Regions from separate parts of the Homo sapiens genome. Here region 1 is linked to region 2. A link is a loop called in an ENCODE intact Hi-C map of the cell type or tissue named here. Cell type or tissue: endothelial cell of umbilical vein. All regions are shown on one strand.

What was found. Hi-C counts contacts between places; a loop is a spot of excess contacts. Peaks named below come from ENCODE experiments on the same cell type or tissue, not always from the same donor. Only the 100,000 strongest peaks of a DNase experiment are listed, where the experiment ranks them.
Region 1: it touches region 2 in a loop (7-fold over the local background); 102 of 110 quality-filtered maps call a loop at or near these places.

The regions. Positions count from the first base shown.
Region 1 is chr5:154,172,550-154,180,549 of GRCh38, forward strand. LOC124901118 (a long non-coding RNA gene) reads right to left here. Exons shown (of 2, transcript XR_007059010.1): 2 at 2,431-2,532. Among named protein-coding and RNA genes, the nearest start is that of GALNT10, 14 kb to the right of the region's middle. In endothelial cell of umbilical vein, a CTCF peak has its summit at 7,757 (motif pointing left); DNase peaks (open chromatin) are centred at 3,882 and 7,732; H3K27ac peaks cover 600 bases; H3K27me3 peaks cover 534 bases.
Region 2 is chr5:154,069,130-154,077,129 of GRCh38, forward strand. No RefSeq gene overlaps it. Among named protein-coding and RNA genes, the nearest start is that of MFAP3, 34 kb to the left of the region's middle. RefSeq lists an enhancer at 3,265-3,314. In endothelial cell of umbilical vein, a CTCF peak has its summit at 3,349 (motif pointing right); a DNase peak (open chromatin) is centred at 3,362; H3K27me3 peaks cover 145 bases.

The DNA of each region.
Region 1 (8,000 bases), 100 kb after region 2:
CACTTAAAGAAATGATGTACACAAAGAGATTGGCACATGACAAGTGCTCCATAAATATTAGCCAAGGCTAAAAGCAGAACCGTGGAAAATCAGTGGTTTCTGGGGAACAGGATACGCGAGGGTGCAGGAGGTGGAAGGCAGATGCTTTTTATTATAAGCTTTCTTCATTGTTTAATTATATAACCTTAGGCATATATCACATTGCCAAAAAAGAATTTTTAAAATACACATACAAATTGGGTGACTACTATAGAAAACAGGACATTGACTGAACTCTTCTGGCCTGAGCAGCTCTTTTCCCGCCCCATTCAAAGCTCCTCCCCCTTCCTTGCCCCATCTTCAGCCTCAGTTTCCCACCACCCCACTTTGCTTCCTTACTTTCCGTTTGTCTTGTCACCCACTCTTAACTGCCTTAAGTAGGCCTTGGTGCCCTTGAGTCATTCAGTCCCTGGGCCCAGGAACCTGTTGCAATGCTATTATGAGGCCTAGGCCAAATATCAGGCACATGTCTGGGGTAGATGGTGTTGCATCTGGGCCTGCAGGCTGATGGATCTGCCACAGAGCAAGTGATTCCAGGGGTTCCTGGAAGCACCCACATCCCTCTCCAAGGCACCTTTGCCTCCTCAGATAAGGGAATGCTCACTGCACGAAGGTCCTGGGATTCAGATTCAGGGAACTAGGACTCCTCCCGGACGCTGCTGCTGTCAGGCTGTGTGACTATAGATAAGTCACTTTGCTTTTCTGAGACTCAACTTCCTCCTTCATAAATGAAGAGACTCTTCCATCACTAATGAGACAGATGTACTCTCAATCCACCACTGTTTCCAGATCTGATGATTTTGCCTACCCAGCACCCATCCATCCTTCCTCTGAACACAGGACTCTAATTTTCCTTTGAGACTCATTCTGCCCTACTCTCAGAACTCGAAGACTTAGGTGAGAGTTCACTCCTTATTCTGGGGGTAAGCAAGTGACCCAGACCTAGCCAGTGAAACTCGGAATGAGATTTTTAGTGAAGCTATTGAGAAAGAGAAATTTCCCCTGGCATTGCTAGCTGTCGGGATAATGTAAACCTAGAGCTGCTGGCAGGTGCCTGTCATCTGGAGAGAGTGGCCTGCCTGAGGGCAAAAATCATGAGTAAGAAGAAGAGTTGAGAGAGAAAGACAGAGAGAGAGAGAGAGAGAGAGAGACAGAGAGAGAGAGAGAGATTGTGGTTTGATGGCATCCTTTAAACACATGAAGTTCACAGCACTTGCGAAGTCCCTGGACTTTTCAATTAAGTAAGACAGCAAATTTCTGTCATCCTTTTCCTCTTTTTTATGCCCAAATCTTTTTTAAGCTGGTTTTCTGTCACGTTCTGTCTTTGAACATTGTTTATCTTCAAGAAAGTCTCTCCCATGTCCCTTTTTTTTCTTAGCAAACACCTATGCATCATTTAGGATCCTCCCAAACATCACCTCCCTTGTGAGCTTTTCCATGTGCCCTTTAGCAGAATTAGAAGTTCCTTTCTCTGGGCTTTCATAGCAGGCTGTAGTACATTCCTACAATAAAACCCTTATTGCATTATATCAAGTTTTTTCCATACTTGTGTGTTTAGATCCCTGTGTTCGAGTGCTTGTTTGTCTTTAAATTCCCAGTGCCTAGATCAGGGGCTGGCACACAGTTCATGTTTGATGAATGAGGGAATGAATGAATACATAACCCAGATCCTCCTGCTATGGCATTAGCCCTCTTTATGGTTGCTCAGAAGAAATAGAAACCAATTTGTTACTCTGCTCTATGTGGATTAGTCACACTTTAACTAACTACAGTGTGGTGCAATGTATTTACTGAGCTCAGTAAATGCTAAAAACAATTTCAATTTTAATGCTGAATTGTCAGTGCTTTTATACACTTACCCTCCCTTGCTACCCATCCCTTTTGTACTTACTCTGGAGGTCACTTGATGCAAGAGACTGGGAGTTAACTTCCACTCAGCTGCCTCTATGAATCTGTAGACCTTTCTCATCTTCATGATGAAGGGGCTGAATTGGATCAGTTGAAACGTCTAAGACCCACAGAGCTATGGCGACCACTCAGCCCTAGCTTGTTATTGCCATGCAGGAAAACAGGCCTAGTGTTGCCAGATCTTGCAGTGTGTGTGTGTGTGTGTGTGTGTGTGTGTGTGTGTGTGTGTGTAATTTTTATAGATCTTGCAATTTTTAAGAGAAACCAGGAGTGTGAATTTTTATATAAAATGCATGCTTTAAAAAATATTGTGTGGGCCTAGGCTGTGAAGAACCAGGCACTCTCCTACACTGCTTGTAGGAGTGCAAAAGGATAGCTTTACAATTGAAGATGTGTTTATCCCTTAATCCAGCAACTTCCACTTCTAGGAATCTCTCCTGAAGATTCACCTCCACACTACAGAACAAGCTGCACACAAGATTATTCATTATTATGTTATTTTAATAGCCAGAGATTGAAAACAACTCCAAATGTCCATCCATAGGAGACTGAACCTGATTCATTCACACTGTGGAGTACTTGCAGCTGAAAAAGAGAATGGGAATGATCTCTATGTATTTATATGAAGTGATCTCCAGGATCATTTATGTAATAAAAGCAAGATCCAGCCCCATATACAGAGAAGTGTTTTTCAAACGCAAATCCCCCAGCTGAGGATAAGACATTTGCAAAGCCCACAGCATTGGTTTTTCCCTAGGCAAGCTGTGCAGATGAGGGCATGGGCAGTGTAGCTCCCACTGAGTGTATGTGTGTATATGAACATGCATTCAGTAGGTGGCAGGAACTTCCTACAGGGACAAGCAGCTCAGAGAGCCATTGGCAAACCCAATGTCCCACTAGGAAAACATCCTAGAGGAATCACGCTAGTATAACTTTGCAGAAAATGTTGGACCTGGATTCAAGGAGTAGTGGCTTCTAATACCAGATCTTCCCCTAACAGCCAACAGGTCTTTTCTTCTTCCTCCCATCTAATGTAGTTGTTATTCATGTGCTCATTTCTACAATGCCTTTTCCACCACTAGACTGTGAATCCTGGGTGAACATCTGCTTGCTCACCACCCAATCCCTAACATCTGTTACAATGCCTGGCTTGTGGTAGGTACTCAATAAATATCTGTTGAATGCATAAATGAGTCAATGAGGTGATGTTCATAAAGAACTTAGCATAGTATCTAAGCATGGTTAAATCTTCTATTAAAGGTAGTAGTTGTTTACTTAATATTAGGATGATGCTGATTACTAGTTGTTTGACTTTAGACAAATGAAATCCCTGAGTCTTGGGGATATGGTTTGAATGTGTGTCTCCTCAAAATCTCATGTTGAAACATGGCCTCCAGGCTGGGCACAGTGGCTCACACTTGTAATCCCAGCACTTTGGGAGGCAGAGGCAGGCAGATCACGAGGTCAGGAGATTGAGAACATCTTGGCCAACATGGTGAAACCCCATCTCTACTAAAAATACAAAAAATTAGCCGGGCATGGTGGCAGGTGCCTGTAGTCCCAGCTACTCAGGAGGCCGAGGCAGGAGAATCTCTTGAACCCGGGATGAGGAGATTGCAGTGAACAGAGATCGCACCACTGCACTCCAGCCTGGTGACAGAGCGAGACTCTGTCTCAAAAAAAAAAAGAAAAAGAAAAGAAAAAGAAAAAGAAAAATATGGCCTCCAATGCTGGAGGTGTGCCTAGTGGGGGCAGATCTCTCATGAATGGATTGGTGCCCTCCCCATGGTTAGGAGTTCACAAGAGAGCTGGCTGTTTAAAGAGCCTGGCTCCTCCTTCCTCTCTCTCTTGCTCCCTCTCTTGCCAAGTGACACACCAGCTCCCCTTCCCTTCTACCACGTTTGAAAGCTTTCTGAGGCCTCACTAGGAATGAATGCCAGCACCACACTTCCTGTACAGCCTGCAGAACCCTGAGCCAAAGTAAACCTATTTTCTTCACAGATACCCAGTCTCCGGTATTCTGTTATGGTAACATAAATGAACTAATACATTTGGTTTCCTCATTTGTGTTATGGATACAATAATATCTATCTCCAGGTTTTGTTGCTTAATAAGCTAATAATATATACAGATCACACACTGTAAGGTTTCACACATAAAAAATACTTAATCAGTGGTAGAGAGTGATGTCACCAAAATGGTGGAGTAGAAGCAATCTGGCTTTACTCTCTCCCACTGAAAATCAAAATCAAATACCCAGCACCTAGATTATCACCAGCAATATCCCAGAACTCAAATGTGAGGATGAGAAATTCCCTGGGGCCACAGAGATGTAAAAAAACCCTGAGCAAATGGTAAGAGCAGACTCCTATATCTACAACACACCTCCACCAGTAAGTGGGGGCTGTTACTAAGGAAAAATAGGGCCAGATGTAATGGCTCACACCTGTAATCTCAGCACTTTAGGAGTCTGAGGCAGGTGGATTGCTTGAGCCCAGGAGTTCGAGATGACCTGGACAACAAAGTGAGACCCTGTCTCTACAAAAAAATCAAAAAATTTGCTAGGCATGGTGGCGTGCACCTGTAGCCCCAGCTACACAGGCTGAGACAGGGGGATCACTTGAGCCCAGGAGGTCAAGGCTGCAGTGAACCTTGTTCACACCACTGTACTGTCACTTGTCATCATCCTGGTGACTGAGCAAAAAAAAGAAGAAAGAAAGGAAAATAGTATAAAATAAATAAACAAAAGAATCAGGCAAATCTCTTAATTGATGTTGAAATGACAGACGCGTTGCCTCAAGAGCCTCTCTCTTGCACCTTTCCCTGTCTTCTAAGATATGGTAGCTATCCATTCTTCAACAAGTGCTGGTCGAACAGATACTATGTGCTAGGCACCACACCAGCTGCTAAGAGCAGCATTAAAACAATGAGTAATCAATGGGTATGAGTTTCTTCTGTGGTGATAAAAATGTTCTAAAATTGATTATGTTGATGGTTGCACGCAGCTGTGAATATATTAAGACATTGACTTGTACACTTTAAATGCGTAAATTAATTGTATGACATGTGAATTATATCTCAATTAAACTGTTAGTTTTTTAAAAAAAGAAAGGAACAATAGACCTGAGTCAACCACATTCTATCTGTGTGATTTTGGGCAAGTCACCTGACATCTTTGCTTCAGTTTTCTCTTTTGAGAAGTAGGAATAATAAAAGAACTACTTCATGGGGTTTCAATGAGGATTAAAAGAGAAGACATCTGTAAGGTGCTAGTTAGCACTTGGTATGTAATAAGAGGTCCATAAATGTTAGCCAACATCATCACCCTCATCTTTATTAGTATATAATGCTAAAATAGGAATATACACAGTAGTATGAGAAAAAAAGAGGAAGGAGTTCTTAGTCAAACTGGATGGGAAAGTGAAGAAGTGATGGAAGAGGAGATGGCATTGAAGCTGAGTAAGAATTCATCAGTACAAGAGGATGTGAAGGGTATTCCTGGAGGAGGAAACAGCATGAGCAAAGGCATGGGGGTGAGAAATAGCATTATTAAGGTAATGAGCGACTAGCAGTTTTGTATAAAGTGTAAGGCCAGCAACTCGGACTTTACTGTGAGGACAATAAACCTCCAGAGGGAAGCAACATGGCAAGTTGGCATCCCAGAATGGTCACTCCAGTGGAGAGGATGAATGTTAGGGAATGCAGGACAGAAATGGCAGAGGAGTTAGGAGTGAGAGATACAACAATTCAAGCGAGAGATGGTAATGGCTACAACTTGGACTTTGAGTCAAGAGTATCAAGTATCAAGGCCAGGGCTCCTTTGGTCGTAAGTGACAGAGTCACTCATAACGTCAGGGAAGGCGTAAACTCCAAGGCAGGGGCTTCAGTCTAGTCAGGCATCCCAGAAACCAGAACTGGAACTGGAAAACCAGGAGGCAAGGTGATTCTCTTTCAGTTTTCTCTCTCAGCATCCCTGCCTCCCATACTTGGGCTGCACTGGCTTCTTTTGACTGAAGCACTTCCTCTGTTACTCCTGGTTTCTGCCTTCCCATATCTTCTCCTTCAGTGTGGCCCAAGAGTAATCTCCACCCTTGTGCTACCTGAACTGCCACCTTCAGAGGCCACCACCAGCTGCCTTCTTCCCTCTGTGTCACTGGATTCCAATTTCTGAGATAGAATCTGAATGGCTCAGCTCATCCTTTTGAACTTGCCTTAGGACAGTTCAGGAAAGTCATAGGTCAAGGACCAGCCCAGAAATGAGGGTGGAGGCTGTCTACAAAGTAGAAAACGGAGTCATTATAAGTAGCAGGTTTCTGCTCAAGGATTCATCTTACAGGCACCTGAAATATGTCTCATATAATAGGCCTAGAGGGGAAGGGATACATTTAAAATTTATTAGGCAATAAAACCAGCATTATTAGGTAATTGTTTGAATGTGGGAGGGGAGTTGACCCGGAGGCATGGATGACATCAGGGGTTGGCTTGGGTAACTGGTTGATCTCTCAGCTCCACTTTCCCCTGTGTTGGGACTGTTTTCAGGTTCTCAAGAAGCTTTTCCCTTGATTGAGTTAGGGTCTGCAGGAAACGAATGGCACTCTCACACTGGAACATTGGAAGAGAGTTTAATAGGAGGAAAATGGGGCAGGGTATAGTGTAACCATGAGGGACGGGGCAGTACCATGGGGCCAGAAACAGCGTGTGATGTCCAGCCCTAGCCCTGAAGGGTGAGGAAAGGGGCAGTTATTGGAATCTAGAAAGGGAGGACTGTTTCAAGAAGCCTGCGCGATGGGAGCCATGGACTTTTGTGGAGGACACAGACAGCCTGCGGCAAAGTTGCAGCAAGGGAATGGCGGGGGAAAGAAATGCTCTGACCTGGCTCTTCTCCCTCCCTCTGAAATCCTGCCCTGGCTCCTCAAGGGCTAAACCCAACAGGAAAACATAGAGCAAGGAAGCCCACTGATGTAGTCTACACCGCCTCCCTGGGGTGGGGAGAAGGTGCGGAGGAGCCGAGTCAAGAGGTCCAATACACGCCTCACGGTGGGGCTCACATCCAGCTCGCAACAATCCGCTGGAAGAAGCCACTACTTTCTTGATAGCCTCTATACAAAAGCCACGGAATTGAACCTCGATTGTTCAGATTCCGTCCCTGGACCAATCACTGCAGCTGAAGGGGGTTACTGCTCTGATTGGCTAAGTTCTGAGATGCAGAAGGGTGAATCTTCAAAGAAAATCAGGGTGTTGTTAACTATCCAGATAAAAAGAACACTACTGCACATAATGGGGCTCCTTGAGAACTTTTGAGAGGAGTTTATCAATCCTGCTGGAGAGATGGGTGGGGGTGGGGGAAGAGACCAGAGTGCATCCGTGAAGAGGTGAACCCAGTCATAAGAGATAGAGACATCTCTCTTCAAGCTTCACCTTTTTATTTTGTTTGTTTATTGTGACAGAGTCTCGCTCTGTCGCCCAGGTTGGAGTGTTGTGGCGCGATCTCAGTTCACCACAACCTGCGCCTCCCAGATTCAAGCAATTCTCCTATCTCAGCCTCCCAAGTAGCTGGGATTACAGGCGTAAGCCACTGCGTCCAGCCCAGCCTCACCTTTTTAAACAGGGATGAATCAACCATCTGTGGCTCCAGCACTCACCAGCAAGTTGTTAAACAAGTTCAGCCTTCTTGTCAAGAGTGCAGACCCCTCGTTGGCAGCAAAGACCACCAAGCCCTGCTTCATGAATTCATTCCTTGCAGTTAGACCTAGAAGCGACTTCTCTGGACCCACTGAAGTTTGCTGGAAGGTGCCACCTAGTGGAACAATAGAGGACCTACCGCTTGGACAAAAAGAAACCTTAGCAGGATTTTAGAGCCCTGAGAGCCATGTTGGAGCAGTGGTTCTCTCAAACTTGGCTACAAATTGGAATCATGTAGGGATGGCTGAGTCTGACTCCCAGAGATTCTGACTTAATTGGTCTGGGATGCAGGTTAAGCATCCAGAGCTTTTAATGGTCCACAGGTGATTCTAATGTGTAGCTAAGGTTCAGACTACCGGGTTATAGAGTAT
Region 2 (8,000 bases):
TGGAAGCTTTTCTAGACACTTGGGGACTTTATAAGATAGTGCTGTCATCATGATTACTTTTGATTGTTGATTTCTTTGATGGTCTTTTGAGTCATTTCATCCCTTCTAGCTGAGCACCAAAAATTCAGGCATTTAAAAGAGTGTGCTGGAAGGCTGATGGCTGGGCTGTGCAGGGCAGGTGTTAAGGACTCTAGCTCTGAAGGGGATTCCAGGGCAGAACGTCTGCTCTCCCATTTTATTGGCTATGTGTCTGTGGAAATGTTAGTTTCTTTCTCAAAGCTCAGGCTCCCTTGTCTATAAATTGAAGATAATAATAGAGCCTCCTCAATCATTATGTTAAGTAAAATAAGCCAGGCACAGAAAGACAAATTTTTCATGTTCTCACTTATTTGTGAAAGCTGAAAATTAAAACAATTGAACTCATGGAGATAGAGATTAGAAGGATGGGCCAGGGGTGGTGGCTGATGCCTGTACTCCTAGCACTTTGGAAGGCCAAGGTGGGTGGATCACTTGAGGCCAGGAGTTTGAGACCAGCCTGGCCAATGTAGCAAAACCATGGGTCTGCTAAAAATACAAAAATTAGCTGGGCGTGGTGGCATATGCCTGTAATTCCAACTACCTGGGAGGCCGAGGCATGAGAATCACTTCAACTCAGGAGGCAGAGGTTGCAATGAGCCAAGATCATGCCACTGTACTCCAGCCTGGGCAACAGAGCAATACCAGGTCTGTCCCGCAGACCCTAGCCAACAGATGAAATGAGTACTCAGACACAGGTATGCAGTATAAGAGCAGCTAGGTGACTGCCTGGCTGTAGTGGCCAGAGAGCAGCCCCGAGAAGCTGGAGCTGCTTGCTTTATTCAGTGTAGGCACAGTGCCGAAAACCTGGAGCCAACACAACCTGCAGGTAATTAACATTTATTGTTCCCCTTTCAGGGAACATCACGGGTGGATGATCAAAGGCCAGTTCCTGGTCAACAATAAGTAAACAAGCTTGATCAAGATAAATTCCCCTACACTCCCTTGCACCTATTCCTTGCCCTCTGCCTCAGGGTCAGAGAACAGCTGCCTTCAGCTATTCTCCCCCGAAGCTATGCAGATCCTTCCAACCTTTCAGAAGGCCTGCTCCTTTCCCTATAGTTTCTCCCACCAGTCTGACCCATCTCCTACAGAGCAAGACTGTGTCTCAGAAACAAAAAACAAAAAAAAAAAAAAAAGAGAGAAGAAGGATAATTACCAGGGGCTGGGAAGGGTAGTGGGGGACAGAGGGAAGTAGGGATGGCTAATGGGTATAAAAAAAAAAAAAAAAGATAGAATGAGGCAGGGCATGGTGGCTCATGCCTGTAATCCTAGAACTCTGGGAGGCCGAAGTGGGTGGATTGCCTGAGATCAGGAGTTCAAGGCCAGCCTGGGCAACATGGTGAAACCCTGTCTCTACTATAATACAAAAAATTAGCTAGGTGTGGTGGTGTGTGCCTGTAGTCCCAGCTACTTGGGAGGATGGGGCAGGAGAATTGCTTGAACCCGGGAGGTGGAAGTCGCAGTGAGCTGAGATCATACCACTGCACTCCACCCTGGGTGACAGAGCTAGACTCATCTCAAAAAATATATATATATATAGAAAGAATGAATAAGACCTGGTATTTGCTAGCACAACAGGGTGACTGTAATCAAAAATAATTTAGTTGTACACTTTTTAATAACTAAAAGAGTGTGAGTGGCTTGTTTGTAACACAAAGGATAAATGCTTGAGGGGACTTACCCAGATATGATTACTACATATTGCATGCCTGAATCAAAATATTTCATGTAACCCATAAATATATACACTTATTATGTACCCACAAAAATTAAAAGTTAAAAATAATAATAATAAAACCTCCTCATAGGATTGTAGTGAGAAAGAAATGTGAGGAAAAATAATTCATGTGCAGCATTAAACAGTGTCAGGAATATAAAAATGTGCTTAATAAATGTTTGTTTCTATTAAAGTATCTACTCATTTTTTCCTGTGCTGGAGGATCTCTTCCAACAAAAATATAAACATGCTAATTCTCTCATATTAAAACACACAAAAAAACCTTTCTTGATTCTGTTCTCCAACACCCTCCCTTTACAGTGAAATTTTGCAAAAGAATTTTTATTCTCTCTGTCCCCAAATCTTCTCCTCCCATTCTACAAAGAGGCCCTTGCCCCTCTCCCAAACCCTCCCATGATGTTGTGGTCTTCTGTGACCTCCAGGCTGCTAATTCCAGTGGTCAGTTCTCAGTACTCATCTTACTTGGCCGGTCAGCAGCTCGTGACTATTGACAACTCCTTCATTCTTAAAACACTTTTTCACTTGGGTTCCTGGAGCATCACTCACTCCTGACTCTCTACCTATTTCCTTCCTATACTGGAGTGCCCTGGGGGATTCCCTGGACTTCTCTCTTTTATCTTTGCTTCCTCCCTAACTGATCCCATCCAGCCATAAGGCTTTAAATACCATCTCTGATGGCACATAAACTTAGATATCCAGCCTGAACATTTCTCCTGAACACACCCTTTCAGCATCTCTATTTGGATCTCAAATAGACATCTCTAACTTAACATGTATGAAATCGAACTCCTGATTCCCCTCTCTGGTGAAACCTGGTCCTTCTGCAGTCTTCCCCACCTTAGCAAATGGAAACTGCCTCCTTCTAGTTGCTTGGAGTAAAACTCTGGAAGTCATCCTGACTTTTCACTTTTCTCTTTCACCCTGCATCCAATCCATCAGCAAACCTTGAGAGTTCGACCTTTAAGATAAATCTAGAATCTAACCACTTCTCTTCACCTTCACTGTTTCCACTGAGGTCTGAGCCAGCCGCATGTCTCACCTCTATTATAGCAATAGCCTCCCAACTATACTTCCTGCTTCTTCCCTTGGCCCCTTTAGTCCATTCTCTATCCAGAAACCAGAGTGATCCCACCCTTGGCTGCACATTAGAAACACCTGGAGAGTTTTAGAAATTCTAATCTCCAGGCCATATCTCAGACCAATCTAATCAGAATCTTTGGGGATAGGACTCAGGCACAAGCATGGGTTTTTTCCTTTTCTTTTCTTAAGTCAGATTGTGGTACTCTTCTACCCAGAAACTTCCAATGGCTTCTCAGAATAAAAGTCAAAGCCCCCACACTGGCCATGAAGCACTTCTCAGGCCCACCTTGCCCACCCTTAGGAGAGCAAGGACTTTGTTCTGCTCACTGCTCTGTCCATAGTGCCTAGGACCATGCTTGGCACACAGTAGAGCTCACTAAGTATAAATCGAAAGAATGAAGAAAACCCTGAAACCCACTGAGACCAGACAATAGTACCTGTAGAGCTGGTGATGGCCACAAGAGGCCGCTGTTGTGTCGTGGAATGGACAGGAGAGCGGGCAGCTGCTCTTCCACAGCCAGCAGGCCTAGCAGAGTTTTGAGTGGGAACAGCAGGGGGGCACCTAGGTGGTCAAGCGGACAGCTGGGACGTGGAAACATGTTTATTATCGCCCCCCCAGAGCCTCGTGCTCAACACCAACCCTGTTGGCTCCTAGAGATCAGCTGCAGCCCATATTGAGTAAGCTTTTTGAAGGGAACACACCAAAGTGAGAGCATTTCAACAAATACTCAATGGGGTTTGATGGACGCCAGTTCCTGCAGAAAGCCGGCGGGAGAGAAATGAACTTGGCCTGGTCCTGGTACATACAGCCCAGGAGCTGAATTAGATAGAGTTGGGGAGTCACTCTGAGTTGTAGTCCAGAAATTAAATTTCTAAAAATTGCAGAGGGACAGGCATAGAGCCTAGCTTGAATGCTTCCCTTCCTGAATCAGGAAAGTTCCAGGGCCTGTTCTTTGCCCTTCCCTCATTAGTGCGGGATCTGGCCAGCAGCCCGCAATGCGACGGGGCTCTCTCTTTGTTCCTAGGTGGATTGGCAGGTTGAGAAATAATAGACACACACAAGATAGTGAAAGCTGGGTCCAGGGGGTCACCGCCTTTTGGTCCCGCGGTGCCACCAATGCACTGGATATACCAGCATTTATTATTAAGTTTAGTGAGGGCGGGGGTAGGTTAGTGAGGGATTTAGGGTCGTTTGATTATGAGGTGAGATGGTCACATGGGGATGAAGTAATTCTTTAACATAACATTTGTATGTAGAAGTACAGTGCATTTGTATGTAGAAGTACAGTATACAAATAATTTACAATATAGTGTGTGCATCAGTAATTTCTAACAGAGCCTTAAAACAGAAACACAGTCTTTCCATAATCTATGATTAGCAAGATATTAATCAGCAGTAACAGTTGCAGCAAAAGCTGGTTACAAACAATCCATAGAAACAGGACGTGAAGCTAGACAATCGGGTAGACCAGAAATTCTCAGAAGGGAGTATGCCTTAACCCTAAAAAGTCCTAGAAGAGCTGTGGCAAGATGAGGGCATTTATAGCCCTATCTTATCCATATGGACAGGCGCCCCCCATGCGTCCATTTATAGACTCTCCACAAGGGTCTCATTCCATTCCCAGAGCTATGAGCATCTGCTTTTCTGGGATAGGAATCTTGGTGATGTGAAACCTCCCTGACTGCACGTCCATTCTTAGGCTCTCTGCAGGGGGAAGCACATCACGCGCTGTTGGCTCATTCTGGCAGTCCAACCTGGCATTGTCTTTACACAATCCTGCATGCAATTTTGTATTTACAATAATCAGGAGCATTTCATCTTTTATTCCGTAGCAATAGTTTCAGGGGGTCTCCCTACACCTCATTAATATAGCCATCTACATATTCATATGCATATATATGTATATATATGCATATATTTACACATACACACACACACACACACGTGTAGATAACATAATATATAAAACTGAGACCCAGTTCTCCATAAAACTCACCCAGTTTTATTCTCTATGATACAGTATATAAAAGGTCTGGGCTTGGAAATTTTTTTTAAAAAAAGGGAGCCAGGCATAGTGGCTCACACCTATAATCCCAACAATTTGGGAGACTGAGGCGGGAGGATCACTTTAGGCCAGGAGTTTGAGACTAGCCTGGGCAACATAGCAAGACCCTATCTCTACAAAAATTTTTAAGATTTCTGTCCCACTTCTATCTGTGTGACTCAAGATTTACATATGAAGAAGGTGGTCAGCATACCTGTGTTCCCTACTTCATGGGTATTAATCAAATGATGAAATATTGTAAACCCTCCTTGTGAATTGTGGAAATGTCAGGATGGTTTTTCTTTTGTGTGTGTGTGTGTGTGTGTGTGTGTGTGTGTGTGAGAGAGAGAGTCAAAGAGAGGGAGGATCTCACGCTGTTGCCCAGGCTGGAGTGAGTGGCACAATCATAGCTCACTGTAGCCTTTACCTCCTAGGCTCAAGAAATTCTCCCACCTCAGCCTCCCAAGTAGATGGAGCCACAGGTGTATACCACCACACCCAGCTAATTGTGTGGGGGGGGCGGGGGGAACACACGCATGCGTGAGTGCATGCATTTGTGTAGACAGGGTCTCACTATGTTGTCCAGGCTGGTCTTATACTCCTCAAGTGATCTTCCCACCTTTGCTTCCCAAAGTGCTGGGATCAGGATGGTTTTTCTGATGATGGTGGGATGACTTATTAGCTTTTACTAGTGGCACTTGAAGCCACCAGGAATTTAACAGAAGACCCATCCAACCACAGATCCAGGGGAGCCACAGGATTTATTTGCATGTTGTTTGCATACAGTTTAAGAATAATAATATTATTGACCAGGCGTGGTGGCTCGCACCTGTAATCCCAGCACTTTGGGAGGCCGAGGGGGGCAGATCACCTGAGGTCAGGAATTCGAGACTAGCCTGGCCAACATGGCGAAACCCCATCTCTACAAAAAATACAAAAATTAGCCAGGTGTGGTGGTGGGAGCCTGTAATCTCAACTACTCGGGAGGCTGAGGCAGGAGAATTGCCTGAACAAGGAGGTGGAGGTTGCAATGAGCCAAGATCGTGCCACTGCACTCCAGCCAGGGTGACAGAGTGAGACTCTGTCTCAAAAAAAAAGAATAATAATATTATTAATAATAAGAGCTAAAATTTATGGAGCCTTTGCCATAGGCACTTAAACCCATTACATGTAATTTTATTTAATCATCACAACAAATATATGGGGTAAGAACTATTCTAATCCTCCATTATATATAGATGAGGAAACTAAAATTCAGAGAGGTTAAGTTGCCCCAAATGCCAGGCTAATTAATAAATGAGACTTGGACCGAGGCAATCAGCTCCCTTCCCCATCCTCCACGTCAGAGCCTGCTGAATGAGCCAGGAGGATGACGAAATCAGACTTCTCAGAAAATGGCAGCAGGATGTGGTAAACCCGCTTTGAATCTTAGGGTCATGCAGACCTGGTGTGCATTCCAGCTTTACTACTTCTTTTGTTGTTGTTGTATTTTTTTTTTTTTTTTTTTTTTGAGAGGGAGTCTCACTCTGTCACCCAGGCTGGAGTGCAGTGGCGTGATCTCGGCTCACTGCAACCTCCGCCTCCCAGGTCCAAGCAATTCTCCTGCCTCAGCCTCCTGAGTAGCTGGGATTACAGGCACATGCCACCACGCCCAGCTAATTTTTGTATTTTTAGTAGAGACAGGGTTTCACCATATTGGTCAGGCTGGTCTTGAACTCCTGACCTCAGGTGAACTACTTGCCTCAGCCTCCCAAAGTGCTGGGATTACAGGCGTGAGCCACCGCGCCCAGCCCAGCTTTACTACTACTGAACTGCATAAGTGGGCAAGTGATTTATCTCCTCTACACTGCTGGTTTTTCCTCCAAAAGATGAAGATAATATTTCCCCTGAAAGGAGGTTGTTGTGAAGATTAAATTAGATAATACTTAAAGCACCCAGCCTAGTTACTGTCGACATAGAGGTCCATTAAATATTAGTCTACCCCTGTGTCCCCATTAAAGATGAAAAAACCAAAGCACCAAGAGGCTAAATGTCTTAGCCCCTGTGACCCAGTGTGTTCCCCTAGACTTTGTAGTCAGTCCTCAGGCCATCTCCAGATGAGATTTTATCCTTGCTGCAGTTAGTAGTCTAGGACCTAAACTTTTCTCAGTTCTCTCTTAGCTAATTTCTGATCTTCTCCCTCCTGGGATCCTGAGAGAGAGAGAGCTACTGGAAGCCTTTATGCAGCCTCCCTCCTTTCTTGCTTAAAAGGATAAATGAGGGAAGGAGAGGCTAAAAGCTCCCTTGGTCATCAAGAGAATTAAGGCGAGGAGAAGGGGTAATGTGGAGGGCAGAGATCAGTGGCTCAGGTCACGCCTGCTCTCCAGTCAAGAGCCTCTTAGCTCTAAGCCACCCACTTAGGTACAGCAAGATTCACTTAGTGGCACAGTCTAGAGTCACATGTGGTATTAGAGCTGAAAAAGACCATAGAGATTATTACATTTTCAGCCAAGCTTTATATGTGGTAGATGAGGCATCATAGGGAGATTAACTTGCTCAGAGACTCTCATTAACAGAGCTGGCCTCAGCACCCCAGGGTCCTGGCTCCCTGTCCTCTTTGCCTTGTACCACTCTGACTCCCATGACCTTGCTAGTTCTCTGCAGAGCCATTGGCCCTGGAACTTGGCATAGTCAACGCTACGGTGGTGAACTTTACCCTCCCACTGCCATCTTCTCCCCAGTACTCTTGCTCTGCTGTGTACCACTTAGGCTTCTGGCTACCCACGACCCCACACTAAGGTGCCTTCTCTAGGCAAAAACCCAGGTCCCAAAGCTTCCCCTATGCCCATTTCTCTATCAAAACTCACCTTTCCAACATCCTAAACAACTGTAAGATTCAAAAGAAAGTCTGCTATGTAATAAACTCCCCCATGTTCATGACTGATAGTGGACTCAAATGGTTCTATGGTGGTTTCTTTTTAAAACTGATCTCCTAGAGAAATGAACCTTTACTCGAAGGTTAAGGCACTTAAGGTAGAATTCTGGGAATTCTGAAGCAGAAAATCCTCCCAGCACACCTC